2 separate regions of the Homo sapiens genome follow, and region 2 is linked to region 1. A link is an interaction called in ENCODE POLR2A ChIA-PET data of the cell type or tissue named here. Cell type or tissue: PC-9. All regions are shown on one strand.

What was found. Peaks named below come from ENCODE experiments on the same cell type or tissue, not always from the same donor. Only the 100,000 strongest peaks of a DNase experiment are listed, where the experiment ranks them.
Region 2: POLR2A ChIA-PET joins it to region 1 with 5 read pairs; 2 of 35 experiments call an interaction of 5 or more read pairs at or near these places.

Annotation. Positions count from the first base shown.
Region 1 is chr11:120,017,871-120,020,370 of GRCh38, forward strand. No RefSeq gene overlaps it. Among named protein-coding and RNA genes, the nearest start is that of LINC02744, 24 kb to the left of the region's middle. In PC-9, no CTCF peak of the experiment used is centred here; no DNase peak of the experiment used is centred here; H3K27me3 peaks cover 2,500 bases.
Region 2 is chr11:119,695,648-119,698,147 of GRCh38, forward strand. The region is part of intron 1 of NECTIN1 (nectin cell adhesion molecule 1); the gene reads right to left. Among named protein-coding and RNA genes, the nearest start is that of NECTIN1-AS1, 13 kb to the right of the region's middle. RefSeq lists an enhancer at 614-1,239. In PC-9, no CTCF peak of the experiment used is centred here; DNase peaks (open chromatin) are centred at 874 and 1,344; H3K4me3 peaks cover 1,602 bases; H3K27ac peaks cover 2,500 bases.

The DNA of each region.
Region 1 (2,500 bases):
AAAAAAAAAAGAGAGAGAGAGAGAAATACACAGCAGCCTCAAAATGTGGGCACAAAGCGGTCTCCTGGGGAAAGCAGCTTTATTTGTGTCGGCTACGAGTACTAAGGTCCTGTTCATCCGCTGTTTATTTGTGCTGTTTTGTTCCCCAGCACATGACCTTTATTCCATCCACGTTTTGCAGGGTACCAGGAGTGCTAAACTCTTTGCATTTCTCCTGCATTTACAGCAGTTGGGATCTATGGCAGCCTCCTTCTTCCTGGCTTTCATCTCTGCATCCCTCCATTTCTGCCTGCAGCAGTGAAGCATCAATTATACACTCCAATTATGTGATTACACATATTTTCACTAATTAATAATTCTTGCCACTCATCCTGCCAACTCCCATTGGAGGGCTTCAGAGGGCACTGGAGAGGATAACTCACAGCTCTGCCACCTGGGAGGGAATGAGCAAGGCCTGAAGAATTCCTGATATGAAAGGGAAACTGAGGCACCACAAGGTACTTCCTTGTGACAGAGGCAACCACTGAATCCAAGACTTGCCTTTGTCTTGATAGGGGATTTGCTTGAGCAAATAGATCCATTTGATGTTGCTGCTGCCTGAAGAGGTGGCAGGAAGAAGAAAGTAGTTTAGCCCAGGGGTAGCACTTTGTAGGTGTTAAATTGGCTATCATTAAGGCTCAAATTTCTTCTTACTTATAGAAATCTGGATTTTGGGGGTTACATACCATAGTGTGTCCTCCCCTCTTGAGACTCAGTAGCATGCTGTGAAGAAAAGTTACTCTGTGATTTGGATAAAAACATAGCTCTGTTCCCCAGAGTCATACAGGAATGAGAAGGCTGAGGCCTGGGAGGTGACCCAGTCCAGCCTACTCCATTTTCAGAGACAGAGGCTTGAAACCCAGTGCCATTAAAAATGACAAGCACACCTCAATCTTACGTCCGTTGTCAAATTTAATCATCAAAACAATACCGTCGGGTAAATTTTACTGCCCTCATGTTACAGAGGAAGCTGAGGTCTAAAGAGTGACTTGCCCAAGGTCACACAGCTTATAGACAGAACTGTGACTAAGCCTAGGTTTCAGAACATCCCAAAACCAACACCGTTTTGATTGTGTCATGTTGAGAATACAGCCAATTAGTGGCAGAAGACTCCAGCACTTTGACGCGTATGACAAATCTGTGAGCTCTTGGAGTAGAAGATAAGCCAATCTGACAAAGGGAACAAGACATTCCACACTTAAGTTGAGTCTTCCTGAAGCCAAATTTCACTTTCATTGATGCAGTCAGACAAAAGTCCTAGTCATTGAAAAAAAATCAATCAAAGCAGTTTTCAGATGCAGCAGACTGGTCAATTGCTGGAGCTGATCAGTTCAGGTCAAACAGGTCATGCAGACTGAGTTAAAGCCATGATGCCGGCAGGCTGAGTGATGTCAAGGTTATGTCTCCACACCCAACGGCAGAAACCTCGCTCAACTTGGTCCAACCATCAGTTCATGCGCCCTCTTCTCCCACTTCCCCGCTGCATGGGGCCACAGTCAGCAGAGAGATCTGGGCATGTTTGTGTACCTCAGCCCCACTCCCACCACAATGGGGAGACAGAAGGTCAGGACCTGTTTTATACTGAGTCTGCTGCCAAGGGCAAAGTTGGCTTCAGTGGACTTAGGCAGGTTCAGAACTTATACCCAGGAGAAAGGCTTATACCCAGGCAGGCTCAGAACTTATACCCAGGAGCAAGCAAACCTAATGAAAGGAGATGCATCTCCAGGTCTGCCACTCTATCAAGCCTCCACCCCACAGGTACCTGGCCTGCAGGGGAGGCAGCCTCCAGCCACACCCTGAACCATTTGCATCACACGAACAGGTCTGAATCCTGCCTGTCACTTTCCCCAGCTGCCTAGTTCTGGAAAAAATGACAGAATCCCAGCATTCCACATTCAGCTCAGAGATTGGATGTGAGCTCTCTGGCAGCTTTTTATCAGTCCTTTTCATAGAACTGACTTGCTAGACTGTGTATTAATTTTCTGTATAATCTTCTATTGACTCTTAGAAGTTGGGAGAGTTGGTATTAAGATGCTATGATGCACAAAAAGATATACAAATGGCCAATAAGTACATGAAAAGACGTTCAACATCTTTAGTCATCAGGGAAATGCAAATTAAAAGTACAATTAGATGCCACTACCCACTCATTAGATGGGCTAAAATTTTAAAGAATGAAATTACAAATGTTGGCAAGGATGGGGAGCACTGTGTACGTCCTGCATGGCTCCTTTAGGTGGACTCTCCTACATTGCTGGAGGGAGCAGAAAATGGTGCAAAAACCACTTTGGCAAAATAGGCCCATTCTTAAAATGTTAAACATAACACTTCTCTTAAGACCTAACGATTCCACTGCTCAATATTTACCCGAGAGACGCGAAAACATATGTCTACATAAAGACTCATACATGAATGTTCATAGCGAGTTTATTTGTAATACCCCCAGCTGGAAGCAACCCCA
Region 2 (2,500 bases), 320 kb before region 1:
GGAAGCTGAGTGATCAAAGAAGGACCAGAATCCCTGGTGAGGGCCATGCTTATTTACCAAAATGAGATTCTCTGTAAGAGAAAGGCTGATGGGCTGCATATGTGGGGGCCGCATTCAATTCATGCCTCCAGTGGGAAGTGGGAGCACCCCCCTTTGCTCCCCAGGTTGGTTTGCAAGTGCTGATCCCATCACGCTCCTCCAGCCCCCTTTACCAGGAGGGTCCTGGATCCTGGAATAATCAAGAGGAAGGTGCTACCTATTTTGTAGATGTTGAAATTAAGACCCAGAAAAGTGAGGTGTCTTACATGAGGTTATATAATAAACTAATTGAAAAGCCAAAAAGAATCCAAGTCTCTTGACCCTTCTTCTACACTCTTGGTGCCAAAGGGGTGAGGAAGAGGCAACAAGGCACAGCCTTACAGTCCTGGTGGGTGAAGGTGTCTGGGTAAGTCTATACATATATTTTAATTTTTAAATTTTTGGTAGAGTTGGGGGTCTTGCCTAGGTTGGTCTTGAACTCCTGGCCTAAAGTGATTACCACCTGCCTCAGCTTCCCAAAGTGTTAGGATTACAGGCGTGAGCCACTGAACCCAGCCCAAAGGTAAAAGTCTGTCTTTGGAGGGCAGGTTGGTGTCCCCCGCACAGTGCTCAGCGACTCAGGCTGCCTAGAGTAAGGTGAGGATGGGCAGCACCCTACCCCCAGCTAGACTTCAGCATCGAAGAGCAGAGTGGGCCTCTTGTCAGTGCAATCAGGAGGTGTTCTGGAGTTCAACCCCGCCCGCCCCCTGGGGTGGGGTTGGAGGAGGGAGGGAAGCTGAAGAAGCAGGTCAAAGCAAATCCTCCCCAGCTGCCCCACCCCCACTGAGAGCGGGCAGAGCCTGAGCCTGTAGGACCAGAATCAGGTGCCCTGTCCTGACATGTCCCAGAGACACAGCTTGAGTGGGAAATGAGGGAGGTGAGTCAGGGCTGGGTGTTGGGGGCAAGAGAAAGGGGCAGGAGGTCTGTCCCATTTCTGAGGACACAGGGACCAGGGCTGGCAGGAACCAGGAAAGGGTGGGTTCCCCAGGGTGGGAATTGCACAGGGTTGGCTCAGTGGGTCTTTGGCCCAAGGCCTCCACCTCTCCTGGGTTACAGGCTCAGGCAGGCCCCGGAAAGCAGGACTGCAGGCGGCATAGGGGCGGATGGGGCGAGGCTGGAAGGCATCTTGCCACATTGTCTAGGGAAGAACCAATGCTGAGGCCTGAGAATAGTGAGATAGCCGCGCGATGTCACCTGCACAATGCACTAAGATCAACAGGAGACCTGGCAGGGGAGGAGGGAGGGCATCCTGTCTCTCCAGCCCCCTCCCCGCCTCCTATGAGGCCTGCCCACTCTGTGTGCTGCCCGCTGCAGCGGGCAGAGGCCGGGCCTGGGAGGGGCAGCCTGCGAGCAGCTCAGGGAAAGGCCCTCTCACCCACAATAGATGTGGGGGGCGGGGAGGTCGAGGTGAGGATTAGGGCGGGGAGACGCTTTGAACCCCAGAAAGACTGGTGGGAACTGGTTCTTGACTCACAGCCGAGAGAGGGGGGTAGGGAAATGCAAGGGCTTGCGCTTTATTATTTTTTCTTTTATGAGATGTGAACTCAAGCAATTAAAAAAATATGCATTTTATTTTTTGCACAATTGGCCCTGCTGTGTCTCTTCATCTCTGCTCCAGCCCTGGTCCCATCAGCACGGTTGGCATTTCACAGCAACTTTTCATCTTCAAAGTGATTAGACAGATTATGTGCCCAAGTTTTTATAAGGCTCAGCCCCTCTCCTTCGTAGGCTCCCGCAACCCTAAAAATAAATACTGGTGGTCAGTATCTGTGCTTCCTGCTTCCCAGAATTCTGGCAGCAAGTTATTTTATTTCCACCACTATTGGCTGAATACCTTCTATCTACCAGGCACTCAGAATCTCCTATTTTTCACTTCCATCTTCTGGAGCAAGGACTGATAGTCCCATTTTACAGAGGGAGAAACTGAGGCCCAGTGGTTGAGAAATTTGCCAAGTTGTGTAGCTAAAGGGTGGTGGATCCAGAACCCGAACCTGAGTCTTCTGGTTGTGGTCCACTGTGCTCCCTTTCAGACTGACACTGCCCCTTGGTTTTCTGTCTCCTCAACTGGAACCCTCTCTTAAGACCAGATTCCAGCTTTCTAGGCAGGCAGTGCCTAATCACTGGTGTGCACATTATAAGTTCTCAACAAATTCTGAAGAGTGATTTCCCCAGAGGACAGGCAGGATGGGCTGCAGAGGCTGAAGCCCTCGGTGTCCTGCCCAGCCTGAGTCTTCTCCCAGCTCCTTACCAGGGACAGGGAAGGGGAAAAGAAAGAGCAAAAACCGGGGTTTTGGCATGGCAGAGCTCTCAATGTGGATCCAACTAGTGCCCAGACAGGTAGCTGGGGACCACACCTGCCCAGGCCCAGGCCCTGCCCTGCCTGACATGCTGCCCCAGGCACTAGTTGGCAAAGGCTCCCAAG